2 separate regions of the Homo sapiens genome follow, and region 1 is linked to region 2. Evidence: chromatin loops called from intact Hi-C (ENCODE). Cell type or tissue: HepG2. All regions are shown on one strand. Region 1 overlaps TCF12 (transcription factor 12). Region 2 overlaps TCF12 (transcription factor 12).

Region 1 (8,000 bases), 140 kb before region 2:
GGCATGAGCCACCATGCCCAGCCTGGAAAAGTATCTCTTAACCTCGTCAGTTTACTAGAGAAAGTCTGGGAGCAGAGTGCTTACTTTTATTCCAATTCTTTGATCTAATTTTCCACCTCCTGGTCTCATTTTATAAAGCTTTGGGGGTTTTTTGTTTTTGTTTTTGTTTTTTGCTGGAAAGGGCTCTAACCTTGTGACCTCAGTGTGTAGAAAGTTGACTTGGTCCTATTTTCTCTTAACTGTTAACTAAGAAATGTCATCTGTTATGTCTGTTTTGATATGCTTCCAAGAGGCAGGGCTGTTGAGTTCCTGATGCAAAGGGCTGATGACTGTTGAAGCAAGGATGAGGGAGAGAGGCTAGAAGTTAGTATGTTGAAAGCCAATGCCATCTCTCAAAGCAAATAAACAACACATAAAGAAAAATGGCTAAATACATATGGAGAGCACTTATGCATTCTAAGCTCTTTAGTAGAGTACTGTAGGCAGTTCATGTGTACAAGTAACACCAAGAATATTTAACTGTAGGAAATTAAATTTCCAAAGTTTGACAGCTTATAAAAAGAACTAAATGTAACAAAAAGGTACTAGGTATTCTACTGCATTTCCATGAAAAGAAATTAATTTTCATTTCTCATAAGAAACAGCATATATGAAAGAAATTACGTAGTCTGCCAAATTACAGCTTTAATCAAGGGTTGATCAGCAAACTTACTCTAGATGAATCATAGGAAGGACTTGGTTGACCACTTGTTCCCCAAGATGTTGTACCTCCTCTTTCATCAATACCTAAAAAGAGAAGAAAATAAAAGATATATCTAAAAACATACTTTTGTGGATTTTTTTGGTACGGGACAGCAGAGTACAATTTAGCAAGTGGTATTTGCGCTTTCGTGGAAGAGCTAAGTATCAATCCTTGCTTCAGAAACCTGTAAAATATAAGTTACTGCAAAGTATCTTCATCATTGCTCCATCAATCCTCATGCAATACCCTATGTAAATTATAGTAATTCAGAATCAAAATATTTCTTTGCAGACTTTAGAATGGGGCATAGTCTCTCCATCCAGCACCACGCCCTGCACTGCTACTTCTAGGAGTAGATGAACCCCCAAACTTTGTCTGGTTTAGTACTGCCTACATGAAAACATGAATAATTCATTTTTCATAGTTAAGCCCTAGAAAATGAAGCAAGACAAACAATCATTCAATTTAATAAAGTTGGTTTCTTTCTGATCAGTGATCAGATATTCTTAACTGATGACATCAAACTAAATCTAACTATATCAACCATATCAAATCAACATTAGTTATATAAAATCAAAATGACATGAAAACTCACCCTTAGTAATTTTGTGGGTGACACTTCCATCTCTTCTAAAATTATACACAATTTGATTTCAAATAAGCAGTTCCACTCTTATGAAGGTGGCAAAAGAAAATTCACAGTGAGAAAGAATTAGGTGCCATAACCAACAAAACAATTTATTGTGCATCCTTAATGCATCTTCTGACACTTGGGCTCCATTATTTTCACCTCCGAATCAGTCCCCAGAAAAAGCTGGAAGACTTGGAGATCTCTTAATCCAGCCATTTCTACCTCTTCTGTTTTGAAGACTCCAGTCTTTTTCATCCTTGACTGCAAGGAGGGTACACTTCTCTAACCCCTTCTGAGTTTCATTCTATGATGAAATTCATCAACACAGAAATAGTTGACTTCTTTCTTTCATTCTTTCATGAGAACAGCCTAGATACTACAATGATAACATTCTGCTAAGTTTAGAAATTATCTTTCTTTCAAGATATTCCTGGAAGTCCCTCTGTAATTTCCCTGTAATTTAGGTGAGAATGTGGTATGTAATAAATTAAATGCCACAAATTCTCCATTAATTTGCAATGATTACTAAGGCTCTTTTATAGTGACACAATTGCCAAATTGAAAGGATGGGTAACAAAAAGCAGGGAAGGGGGAGGGGTCAGTTTCCAAAGTAGAATGTACTAATTACTAACTTAGTTATTAGGACTCTATTATTTTTATGAATCTGTACTTCCTGTATCAAGTGACTAAAGTATATTTTAATAACTTTTTTTAAAAAGTTGATACAAAAGATGAGTATCTAGTATAGACAACATTCCAGGCACAATTTCAAGTGAACCAGAGGCTTTGAAAACACAGAGATTACGTGAACAGTGTTTTGTTCATTCCTGTGGAGCTAGTATTAAAGTTCCAAATTTAAGAGATATTCTATGAGTTTGGGGAATGTCATGTAAAAAACACTGTTACCGGCCGGGCACCGTGGCTCACGCCTGTAATCCTAGCACTTTGGGAGGCCGAGGCGGGCAGATCACAAGGTCAGGAGATCGAGACCATCCTGGCTAATACGGAGAAACCCCGTCTCTACTAAAAATACAAAAAATTAGCCAGGTGTGGTGGCGGGCGCCTGTAGTCCCAGCTACTCAGGAGGCTGAGGCAGGAGAATAGCTTGAACCTAGAAGGTGGAGGTTGCAGTGAGCCGAGATTGTGCCACTGCACTCCAGCCTGGGTGACAGAGCAAGACTCCATCTCAAAAAAACAAAAAAAAAACACTGTTACCATCTCTCCAGTATCATTAGACACCAGTGAGCTATCTTCCAAGCATTTTCTCTGCAACCAACACTGTAGAATAGCAGCAAGTATTCCTCTGAGACTCAATCCAAGAAAAAGATGACCATTAACCTACAAAATCCACTAATATATGGAACTGCATATAATTTTATGAAAAGTTGTATTTTAAAAAATCACTTTTATTGAACATATAATGGTAAGTGATTTCGATGAATCTTGTCCTGATGAAAATAATCAAACCATAACTTAGTCTTTTTATGACTTCATATTTTCTTATATCAAATGACTAATAAATATGAGGCTTATGTGTATTTTAATTTTTATCTCATTTAGAGGCAGCGTTCATGTTCTGTCATCCAGGCTGCAGTACAGTGGCATGATGATAGCTCACTGCAACCACAAAATCCTGGGCTCAAGTGATCCTCCTGCCTCAGCTTCCTCAGTGCTAGGACTATAGGAACATGCCACAATGCTCAGCTAATCATTAATTTTTTTTTTTATTTTGTAGAGACAGAGTCTTACACTATGTTGCCTAGGTTGGTCTTGAACTCCTGGCCTCCAGCGATTCTCCCTCCATGGCCTCCTAAAGTGCTGGGATCACAGGTGTGAACCACTATGCCCAGCTTTGCATGTATTTTAAATACATTTGTAAAAACAGAGAGAGAGGAAAGATGGGTGCCAGTTACAGAGAACATCTCAAGCAAAATTCAAGAGACACACAAAATTATGTGAAACTACATATTCAATTTTCATCAAGTGACTCTACTTCTATAAAATAAAGAAAAAGCAAAGACTAATGAAATAAAATGGTAATTAATTGGGTGATGGCATCACCAGCTAAAGAGTAGTACATACCACTGATACTGGAAATGACAAGGGGCTCAAAGAATGCTATAGAATAACAAGAATCTGGCTAGGTTTTAAACTCAAGCTCTGTAGTTTTATTGTTAACATATCCAGACTCTGAGTAAAAGGTCGTGGCTGGCACTGACAAAGGCAAGAGTCATCTTTTAGAATCAATGACTCCTTTCTGCTAAAGACAATGGCTGTACAAACACAGAAATATGACAGGAATAATAAACTTTCCAAAGCTTCAGCCGTAAGACCAAGGTAAGCAGAAAAAGGAAATTACACACAGAAGATAAAACTTAACACAGATATTATACAAATTGACCAAAATCTGAAAAAAATACCTATTGACAAGAAAATACACCACAGTTGCAATACAGTGATGAGAAGTAACATTTTTCCTGTTATTTCTGAATTATCATTCCCATATTATTTTCATCATTCCCATTTCTAGTATATGCATGCGAATTCAACAATTTCAGAGAAGTTAGTTCCTTGACTCATAAACCAAAATGGCAGATGTAAGAGAAAGTTCAGCAATAATTAATGATAGAAACACTTTTGAGCCTTATTTGACTTTCTAATAAATTTTTTCCATTTCTATTCAACAGGATTAAAAGGGGTGATCAATAACAGAAAGACGTAAATTATTTTTTTCCTTGTTAACCTTTTATATAGATAATCTCTTAGTACCTGGTTTTCTGAATGGAATCAATTAAGTCAAATGTAATATATTCTGATTCTATGAGCTCCATTTTTAAAAGCATGCTGTTTTAACTTAGTATTTTCCAGTAAGGAACATTAAATTCTAGACCTCGTATCTAAAAACAACAGTTTGTGAACTTAACAAAAGCAATCCGCCTCTTTCTTTTGTGAAAACATTTAACAAGAAAAGTAACTAAGAGCAATCATAAATTACTATATATACAGGCAGTTCCCTAAAAGGCTGATACCTTAAAGAAGGAATAGAAAGGTAAAATTCAAGTTTTTAAGGTTTCAGAGTATAAGACTCTTAGAGGAACAGGTAAACTTCTTGCCCAAGTCCAACATCTGCCATTACTCCCTTTTCTAGGAAGAACACAGATTTAGACTACCTTCTTATGCTCTACTCCCATCTTAGTATTTGAATAACAGTATTTTCTTTCTAGTGTCAATCAAAAACTATCCCACAGCCTCTCTCCTACTTCTTCCCTTTCATCAAGCCACCAGAGTCCTATGGGCATCTCTAGGTTTTGATCCACTAGCAAAAACTGGAAACTGGAATTTTTTTTTTTTTTTTTTTTGGTGGGAGGAGATGCTTTTCTATGCCCTAAGCACCTATTGTGTTTCCCTCCACCCTCCCCCCAGCCCCCCACCACATATGAGCCCTGTAAACAAATTATTGTTAACACTGCAGAGTTTGAGTAAGTAAACCATCATTAAAGAATTGGTGAGACTTAGGCAAGACCTGCCTGAAAGTAAAAGGGAAGAATTAGGAACAAACCTGCTGACATGAACACCAGTTCCTTCTCTGCCCATTTGCCACTACCAGACCTATCACTAAAGACTCCGCCACCCTGAACCAAGACTAGGGTAAAGTGAGAAATAAGACAGGAAATGGGAAAATATTTTCAGTTAGTAGTGGTGAGTCTGATGACCCAAGAAAGAATGAAAGGATGAAACAGGGAGACAGCATACAAGAATGAGAGAAATGGTTAGGATGTCCCTGCAGCAAAAGCAGTAAGAAAAGCAATTCAATCTGGCCATACTGCTAGGGTATCATAAATGAGAGCCCATCCCTGTGGGAAAGAGACACACATACAGTTGGGAGCAAGGGCACAGGGAAAATCACATACACATTTCTCTCTTTTTCTCCCCCCACCCGCTGGTGCACATGTGCACTCTGCCTTTAGTAGCACTGAAATCAAATTTTTATTCTAGAAAGTAAAATGTACTCCAAAAATATCAAATCTCAGCACTGTCATAAATAAGGGAAACATAACATATTTTGCAGGATTGCCATCTGCTGTAGGGGGATCCAATAAATGATTTGATGAAAGAATTCTGACTAGAGATAGCTATATCAGATAATCAAAGCTATGAATGTGTCTATTTTTAATAGTGTCTTTATTCAATTCTATTTGTAGAGTAAGGATATTCCTTTAGATAAGACTCAAAGGCTGCAATCAATTGTAAACTAATATACACCTAAAAAACCAACACCAAGATTTTTTATTGTATTTTTCACATTTTAGACACTCATGAAATAAATCTATGAATGTATTTTCCCAGACATTCATTGTGAAATAGGATCAGTTAGAATATAATAACAAGTGCTTTGTTATGCTACACATTAGTAAAAAAGGGAAAAGCTAGGAAAATATTAAAATTGCAAGGGAATTTAATAGAAGTTAAAACATGCTACCTCATCTAAAGTATATAACATTAGTTATAGACTTTTTTACTTATAAAAAATTTAGGTTCTGTGCAGTGAATTGTCAAATAAAACAGTCTAAAAAACACATATGTAAGAAAGTAAGTCCGGTGGAAAGATTAGAAGGAATCACCCTTTCCGGTCATCTTTAATAATCCAATCAGAATTTTTGTTTGGCACTGTTGAAACCAAAGATTTACAAGTACAGATGTTCCATTAAAGTTTTTAGTGCCACAGTACAGTACAATAAGGTAATGAACACATGGCAAATTTCATTCAAAAAAATGACTAATTTTGAAAATGACTTTCATACATAGATTTTGCTATATTATTGTTACTAGCTATATCACCCTGATACAAATGCCCTGTAAAGATACAAAAGGAAAACCCAATGACTGATTTAATCAAAGAAGTAAGAGTACAGGGCCAAAAGGAAATGCCAAGTCTATCTCTTTAAGAAAAACAGAAACTGCCTGATGGCCAGGAATTGAAAGTAATACGTTCCCAGGGGTCGACTTGGGAATTGTTTAATGGGAACTATATAGTGATATGGTGGTCACTGTATTTTGAGGACTTGTTCTGACTGTCTGAACAGACATTCCAAGACTGACAAAGGCTCTTGAGCTACCTTTAAAACTCCCCTAAATTAGCTGTCAAGTTTCTAGAAAGAAGGAAGGGCCCTCCCAACGTACCTGAGAACCAAGTATTCTCCCAATCTAATATACCAAAGCCCTGTATCTGAAGACCAATGCCAGTGTTTTCTTCCATAGAAGCACTACAAACGTAGTTTTAAGAAAGGAAAAACAAAAAACAAAACGTTGATGCTATTTTTAACACAATCAAATCATCTCTGACCTGCATTACTGTAATAGTCTCCTAAATGTTTTCCCTTCTTCTTGCCCCTCCTACTAGAGCAACCTTTTAAAAACAAGCCAAATCATGTCCATCCTGTGCTCAAAACCTACCAATGGCTTCCCAACTCATTCAGAATTACTAATAAACCCAATGGTCTACAATGTTTTACAGGTTCTGCCTCCCACCTCTCTGAACTCATCTCCTACTGTTCTTTCTCTTCTAATAGTTACTATAAATCCTAGGGCTGGCGGAAAGAAAATATCTAGCTAGCTTGCTATCAACTACATAAAGGCTCTGGGGAGTAAACAAAAACAGGCTGATTGGGATGAAAATATAAACTTGAAAGAAGAGACCAGAATGGGTGAGTTTCTCTTTTAATCAGCTTTCAGGGACCAGCACAGGTGAGTTTCCCATTCTGAAAGCTTTCTCCTGCAGGCAAGCAGCAATAACCTCTAGTAACTAAAATTCCAACAGAAACCCCATTGTCTTTTTGGCCTGAAGGAAAAGAGGACAGAGACAGGACAACCACAGTCACTAGAAAGTGAGGATAGAATCCCAAAAGGGAGAAGGCCAGAAAAGAGAGGTCCCAAATTTTTGGTTTATCTCTGCCCACATCTTTGGCTGAGTCCTGGAACACCATTCACAGGGCAGGCACAAGGCAGTTTGTAGCAGAGACTAAAAGAACCGAATTGAGATCTGAGCAGCTACCAACTTCAGGCAAGAGATAATTTTTGCTATGAGTCTAACCAAAAGCAAATGGCTCACTAAAACAAATAAATCAAAACTCTTTGGAAGAACATGAAAATAAGCCACAATTTCCACAAATAACACTCATAATATCCAAAATTCTTTGACAGTAATATGTAACCCAATCTCAAGGGAAAAGATAATCACCAGAGGCCAACAGCAAGATGACCCAAAGTAAAATTTTCAGACAAGGACATTAAAGCAGATGCTGTAACTATGCTCAATAAAGTGAAAGATACATGCTTTTAATGAAAAAAAAAAAAAAGTGAAAATCTCACGAAGAAAAAGAAAACATTAAAAAAAACTAAAATTAAGCCAGGTGTGGTGTCTCTTTCCCGTAATCCCAGCACTTTGGGAGGCCAAGGCAGGTGGATTGCTTGAGTCCAGGAGTTTGAGACCAGCCTGAGCAACATGGCAAAACTCTATGTCTACAAAAAAATTAAAATTAGCCAGGCACGGCAGTGTGCTCCTGTAGTCCCAGCTACGTGGGAGGTTAACATTGGAGGATTGATTGGAGCCCGGGAAGCAGTGGGTGC
Region 2 (8,000 bases):
AATGTACATGAATTTTTAAGATACAATTTCTTCCACTCACTTGCAACGTGCTGCTTCAGGCTACCAAGGGAGTTTATGTTCCTTCTTCTCTGCCATTAAGAAAAAAAGTGAATACGTTCTACCCTAGAGACTCTTAACATTCTCTCCAACCTGTTCCCAGGCGTTCTATCCTTTCCAGTCAAGTAATTTTTATTTTACTTAATTATTTAGACTATGCCTCACTCCAGAAAGAATTTCAAGTAGCTGGAGAAAGAATATGGACAAAATGCTACATTCAAGTGGCGGTGATGCCTAAGCATGGAAAAGGATTTTCAAAAGGTGTACACATTCTCTTCATTATTCTGCACTCTACAAAGTATAGTCTACAAAATAATAACATTAAGAATAAATCAACTAAAAAAGAAAAGTTAAGGTTCCTGGGTACTTCATGACTTTTCAAAACTACTTGTATGCCTGATTACTTCTCAGACTTCATATACACAATTTTATGGCACTAAAAGCAACTCTGACTTGTTGCTCTTGTAGGGGTATTGCCTCACTTCCAACACCACAGACAAAACATTTCATTTTATCCAAAGTAAAATGAGATAATGCCCATAAATTGCTTATCACAATGCCTAGTATATAATAGGAGTTCAATAAACACTAGCTATAATACTGGCTTTATAATGATTTCTAATATAATCACTAGTATTACCGAGAATGCTAGTTAGAAGGTACCACAATAATAGCAGCTACCATTTTTTAAGCAGCTTTATAGGAAAAAAATATATAGATAACCTTATTTAATCTTCACAAGGATTCTGTAGGTGGGCATTATTACCCACTTTTCACAAATGAAAAAAGTATAGCTCTGATTATTTAAATATCTCACCTAAGGCCATCCAGCTAGTAAGCTGCAAGTCATCGATTCCAATCCAGTTGTCTGGCTCCTGAGCCCAATTCTTTCCAATACACTATATTGTCTCTCTCACAAAAAGTCAGGAATTCAAGGGCTCTCTCACTGACAAGACTCCAATTAGACTCCACTCCATTTCTATAAGCACAGGTCAAAGAATGACAGGAATTCCCTCCAGTCACCACACAACACATTTGTATACAAGCACAAATGTGCTCCAAATGTCATAATGCATTCCATTCACATACTAATAAAATTTTGTATTATTACATTAAATAATCAACCAAAGTCACTAATTTTATACATGTAACTCCACCATTAACATCAATCCCTGGCCTGATAATTTATCTCCCTCTGTGTTCATTTCCCTAAGGGAATTCATTAGTTTTAATTATTAACTTGTAGGCACAAAAAACAAAATTTGCATCTCCTAACCAAAAGAAATCAGAATGTGGGCAAAAACATATACATACACAAAAAGGTGGTCAGTACCACATTATTTATCATATCAAAAAGCAAATTAACAAAAATCCATAAAGGTCAAGTAATAAAAGAATGGATTTGTTAAGTTATGCTATATTCATTCCATTTAAGAGCATGCAACTATTTTAAGCCAAGTTAATAACAGGAGAAAATGTTAATGGTAGAAGATTAAGTGAAACAAAAAACAGGACATAAATGAACTAACATTAAGTTACCAGCTTTGCAAACGGAACTATAAGAAAAAAAGACAAAAAGGAAATAAATCAATTTTCTCTGGATACTGAAATAAAGCTAATTTTTCCCCTTTTGCTTTTTCTGTTCTCTAATTTTCTTTTCAATTATGACTATGTATTAACTTTATATGCAGAAAAAAGACGGTCTTCTTTTTAACCAACATCTTTACCGAGCATGCTTCCCTCATACATCTCCAAATTAGCCAGAAGAGTCCCAGGTCATGTGAAATATAAAATGCAAAAAACAATTCAGCATCTTTACTACCTCCAGCACTACTATCCTCCAATTATGTCAGAACTGCAATCTTGAGTCATTTCTCTTACCTACAGAAAGCCAATCCCTCAAATTCTAACAATCCTTTACTTCTGTTATTTTTCCTTCCTATTCCCTACACTAACACCAAATCTAACCCTTCACCAGCTCATCCTAGATTAGCATAAAGGCCTCCAAAGTAAATAAATGCCTTCCTTATTTTAGTGTCTCACCACTAACAATTTACTCCACCACAGCTAACTATGTGCTAGGCACTATTCTTGGAACTTTACATGTATTAACTCATTGAACACTCCTAACAACCTTATAAGGATAACGACTATTATTAGTCCTGTTTTATAGATTAAGAAACAGAAGCAGACAAGTAAAGGAACATACCCAAGATCACTGTGCTATTCACTGGTAATTTCTGGATCTGAACACCTGTAGTCCAGCTCCAGATAATAATATGTAAATATGAGCTCCCCCAGGAATTAAGGAGTGGTGATTAATAAAAACCAGCTTCTCTCTCTCTGAACTGTACAGGCCCTTGGATCAAGCTAAATTCCCATTTCCAGGTCTCTCCTCATGCTATTCCTCAGCTGTAAGACCAGTTCTTCTCTTCCCTAATTCATTGTCCATATCTCCATCACAAGTCAACTCTAAACTCAACATTTTTGAGTTTTCCTTAAGCCAGTTCCCTGACTCTTCAGCACAGCCTCTTTCTTATGGACTCAATTTAAACTACAATAATGTGTGTTTGTTGACATTTTCTATGTTAGAGAAGTTTACCTCAGTATTTTACTTCCCATCAAAATAATAAATTTCTCCACTGTTTTTTTTTTTTTGAGACAGAGTCTCCCTCTGTCACCCAGGCTGGAGTGCCGTGGCACAATCTCGGCTCACTGTAACCTCTGCCTCCTGGGTTCAAGCAATTCTCCTGCCTCAGCCTCCCCAGTAGCTGGGACTACAGGCATGAGCCACAACACCTGGCTAATTCTGTGTATTTTTGGTAGAGACAGGGTTTTGCTACGTTGGCCAGGCTGGTCTCCAACTCCTGGCCTCAAGTGATCTGCCTGCCTCAGCCTCCCAAAACGCTGTGATTACAGGCGTGAGCCACCACGCCAACGAAATGTCTCCACTTTTTCTGAGCAATGACCTTCTCCATTTCCCATCTTCCCAAAAACTGCTAGAAGAATGCATAGGTAAATACTAAATAGTTAACTGATAAAAATGAGATACTTATGGCACAACTATTTAACAAAGCAGACTGTCATTCATTAGTCTTTTGAATATATTTAAGTGTTTGTCTTCTCATTATCTTCCCTAAACACAAACAATTTAGATTTGCAATTTCAACATTCCCATCCATAAACATACTTTCAAGTGATACCCAAAAGCAGTCTTATTAAATGATCTTTTAAAAAGGCATTCCACACATTGTCCACAAATAGCACTTCTTTTTCTTTTTCAGGAGAGCCTTTCTAATAGTGCTACTTTTACTTTCTTTCAGCAAGATTACCCAAGTCTTTGACAACACTAGGCAGACAATGACATTCCAGGAAAAGACTACCAATTGTTTAAGAGCAGAAAAGACTATATGGCTTTAATAAGACAGCATTGTTTATTGCCCAATTAAGTATAAAATTTGAAAGTTGTTTATAGTCAAGGTTGGATATCTTCATCTTTATCTTCTCATTTCAAAAGGCTTGTTTAAAAACTCAAAGATATAGCAAAGGATACCTTGAAGACAGAAACTTGAATTTGTGTTTAAATGGCTAATGAAAACAAAAACAGTAATTGTAGGTATGCCTCACTATATATAATAAACAAGCCCCTAAAATGTTGTGATCTAATCAAATTGTTTTTCAAATCCATTATAAGCAATGACTACGGGGTTGGGGCGGGGGGGTGGGGGGGCGGTGGACACCATTTGTTTGTGGTTTTTTTTTGTTTTTGGAGACAGAGTCTCATTCTGTTGCCAAGACTGGAGTACACTGGCTGCGCCATCTCAGGTCACTGCAACCTCTGCCTCCCAGGTTCAAGCAATTCTCCCACCCCAGCCTCCTGAGTAGCTGGGATTACAGGTGCCCACCATCACACCCAGCAAGTTTTTGTATTATTAGTAGAAATAGGGTTTCACCATGTTGGCCAGGCTGGTCTCAAACTCCTGACCTCATGTGATCCACCCACCTCGGCCTCCCAAAGTGCTGGGATTACAGGCATGAGCCACCACACCCGACCTTGTTTTTCAATTGTTCAGGAATTGTCCTGAAAAGTATACAATACTCATGGTTGTAATCTTGTCTCTAATTTTTATGTTTTCCAAGTATGAGTTTTCATAAACAGGTTTTCTCTAAAAGACTCCCTTGCTACCTTTTACCTTAAATGAGCAACTTAATAGCAGACCATATTTGTCCTAAAATATATTTTTCCCCACACACCTGCTGACTCTGTGGTTACTCTCATTAATAACTACAGCTTACCTGAAACAAATGTCTAACATGGCTCAATATTAACAAGTATGTATTTACTACAAATTATAGCTATTATAAATTTCAACACTAATATGTACATAATATGAACCACACCCTACTCATAACCTTAAAATACCTTAAGTGAAAGGTCAAACCTGGTTTCCTCTCTAAAATCACCATTCCTATTTCTATCACAGTTCAGTAAAAACCTACAGTGGTACAATTTTGGTTTTCTCTTGATTTTGTTCTTGATATGTTCAAGTAATGCTACAGCAATTTGAAAAGCTTACTCCACGTTTAACAGAGAAAGAAGGCATTTAGTAATCTTACCATTTTTTTAATTACTTGAAAAGTGGATGCAGTTACAAAAGGCCAACACCAAGAATTCCTGTGGTGACAGAACAGTTTTTGCATCTTGACTGTATCACTATCAATAACCTAGTTGTGATACTGTACTAATTTTTCAAGGTGCTATTATTGCAGGAAACTGGGTAAAGGGTATATAGAATCTCTGTATAGTTTCTTACAACTGCATATGAATCTACAACTATCTAAAAATAGAAATACTGAAGAGTAATTTAATGAGAATTCATTTTTCTGGCCCTATGTCAATATTTTCAAAAAGCCTGTAAGTACATCTAAAAATAACCCCCCGCCCCACAAAAAAAGATCAGTAACTGAAAAATGAAAAACTGTATTCCTTTTTAAAAATTAAGAGCCAGAAAATACTTCCTACAATTATCTCTGAAAATTTTGGGCAAAAAGAAACTATACTGTTACAAACGTCTGAATTCAATAAGAAAAAGTGAAGCTTTACTTAATAGTTAAAATGACATTCTAGATAGAAACACCAGAGAGATGCTCAATATCTACAGATGGCTTACAAAATGACAACATCCCTTACTACTTGGATTCAAAAACAAAGGAAATTTTCAGATATCATACAAACAATCTACTAAAAACTAACCCAAAATCACAATCTAGACATACACACTCAAACCCCGAAGTTGAGGACATGGATTTAAACATCTGAACCATTTCCATTTTGTCAATCCTTTTAACCAACTTTCCTTCTATACACTGCCCTTTGTTTCTATACACTGCCCTAATTAGAGTGCCTGACCTTTCACTCCTACAGAAAGAAAAGTTTCTCTCAAGGTCACTTTAGGAACACTTCACAGAGCCTATCATACCAAGTGAACAAATTCACTCTCACCATAACGTGAAGAAAATTTTAACACCCTGATGAAGGAATAACATAACAGATCCTCAAGACAAATTAGTAGTAGTAAACACACCTTTATCTTTTCCAGAGTGACTTCCGACACTCATAAATAACTCAGCCATGATGAGTTATTTGTTTTGCTTCAGGAATAAGATTAAAGATAACATCACATGCTATAGTATATATTCTTTCAGCTAAAAAAGCTTCTGAAAGTATTATATATCGTTTCTCAAAAACAGCCCACTGTGAAATTGAGTCTTCCTCAAAAAGGACAAATAAGAAAGGAAATTACAATACCTGACTATAAACTCTAGTTTTCATAAGTCAAATGGCATGTAGTTTTTATAAATGTTACTCCAAAGACAAAACAGAAAACAAACAAAAAACCCTAATCTTTACTACAGCAGCTCTTCAAAAGGAAAGTCAGATCTTTAGCTCCTTAATAGCTGCAAATACATAGGCATTAGAGTGTATTACATAATATCCTTTGAAATCAGGGCAGAAGGTTATTCAAATGTCAATAAGGTATATAAATATAAAATATATAAGTAAAATAATGTTACTATACCAATTTCTTTTAGACATTCCCTTTAAGAACTGGCCACAGAAAAATTATATCTACCAGTACATCTTGATTTGAAAAAAAATCACATGGCATTTTCTCTTCCCCAAATTCAAATCCATTCACTAATTAAAAGTCACAGCTTTTTTATTACAATTTTTTGTAGCATTTAAAACAAAACACACAGATAAATATTGCTAAGTCCACTGACTACAGGTGTGTAAGTTCAAACCTTTCAATGGATAACAAATCTAACTTTTAAAACTAAAAGTTCCTACTCCAAATAATCAAATATGGTGACCATTCGCAATGTAGAAAAATAATTTTTTCTTTGTGCAATGCAACGTACTGAAGTCCAAAAATTGCTCCAATGCCATGCTTATAATCTATATCCCAGTTCACATACTTTTTAATTTCACAGACTACATAAATCCTTCTTAAGTTTAAAAAGTGAAATAAATGTAATTGCCTTTATTCTAAAAATAGAATGCACTTCTAACAGCAAGTTCCTGGAGTTCATGTTATTGTATCAGTGACTGTCCAGTTATATATATTTACCATAACTTAAGCTGGAACAGTAGGCAACAGTAATATCAAGACTCATTTTTAAAAAATACTAAGCATCATCTACTATGTATTAGTCAAAGTAAATCTGAAGGTTCCTGAGAATGAATTATTAGTTGCAAAAATGAGATGTATCAACACCAGTAAAGAAATACAGCCATCTTCTACAACTTTAAGATTATTAAATTTTCTCCCCCCTCCCCAAAAAGTAACAATTTTCAAATGATTACCAGTAAAAGGAAGGAGGTGAGAGAAGAGTTGGGACTTGCCTATCGTTTCATGATGTCCTTTTGATCAAGAATAATACTAGTCTTTACCCTACTTAAAATCCAAAAAATGCCTTCATTTCACTTACTTAAGATGATTAAGGACATGCTATACTTTCCCCATAAGCTCTAATTTCATAATTAAAAATGAATTTTAATAAATTAGTATACAATTTTTAAAAACAAACTTTTTAGAATGTAAAGTGGTATAAAGTGTTTAGGTGGTTATGAAATTAACCTTATTTTCTGATGTTTTATTCTCACAGTATTTTAAGAAACCAACTATCATTTTACCAGGGGAAATAAAAAGCACCCATCAAAGAGGCATTACTGAGTTTCAGCCCAGAGATTTGACAGTTGGTTTTCTTAAGATGATGCTGTCATGGCTTTAGTTATTTTTTTCATCTCTTAAGCACAAAGAAATAAATTTAAATTAAATAAAAAGTTACAGCTTTTGCACACTGGAATGGACCTTCCTTCTAAAATATTTTTAAATTATGAGTTTTTAAAAGTTAAAAAAAGAAAAAATGCATACTTAAGAAAAATGGGATGTTTTAAAATGGAGCACAGTAGTCATAAATGTATTGAAAGTAAATTTAAAGACAAGATCACTAGTGTGTAGATCTACTTTAACTTACTCTAAACATTATCATAATGTAATCTGGATATAGGAAAGGATTCAGTCATCTAATACTTATCATTTAAAAATAAATCTAAGTTTCTATTCATTTTGAAAATTTACCCCACTAACATTTTAAATAATTGTAAACGAAACTACTGATTTCCTACAGATTTCTGAGGGAACTGTCATCTTTTAAAATTAATAAATCTTACTAATTATCACTTGACTCAATTCCATCTTTTATATACATATATTCAATAATATTTAAATGTTATGCTTTCTATTTTTCTACTAAAATGTATCACACCACCAAAATATGAGTCTTTAGTTTAAGACATCATCTTACCTGATCCACTGAATTGACTGCTTCCCAGTGTAGTTGGTCTAGTTTTCCCACTATTAACAGGTGGGGAAAAC

The links. Hi-C counts contacts between places; a loop is a spot of excess contacts. Peaks named below come from ENCODE experiments on the same cell type or tissue, not always from the same donor. Only the 100,000 strongest peaks of a DNase experiment are listed, where the experiment ranks them.
Region 1: it touches region 2 in a loop (2.0-fold over the local background); 4 of 110 quality-filtered maps call a loop at or near these places.

What each region holds. Positions count from the first base shown.
Region 1 is chr15:57,056,536-57,064,535 of GRCh38, reverse strand. TCF12 (transcription factor 12) reads right to left here. Exons shown (of 21, transcript NM_207037.2): 4 at 713-786. Among named protein-coding and RNA genes, the nearest start is that of TCF12, 140 kb to the right of the region's middle. In HepG2, no CTCF peak of the experiment used is centred here; a DNase peak (open chromatin) is centred at 3,575; H3K4me3 peaks cover 259 bases.
Region 2 is chr15:56,921,028-56,929,027 of GRCh38, reverse strand. It overlaps TCF12 (transcription factor 12), which reads right to left. Exons shown (of 21, transcript NM_207037.2): 3 at 7,930-8,000. Among named protein-coding and RNA genes, the nearest start is that of TCF12, 6.4 kb to the right of the region's middle. In HepG2, no CTCF peak of the experiment used is centred here; no DNase peak of the experiment used is centred here; H3K4me3 peaks cover 103 bases.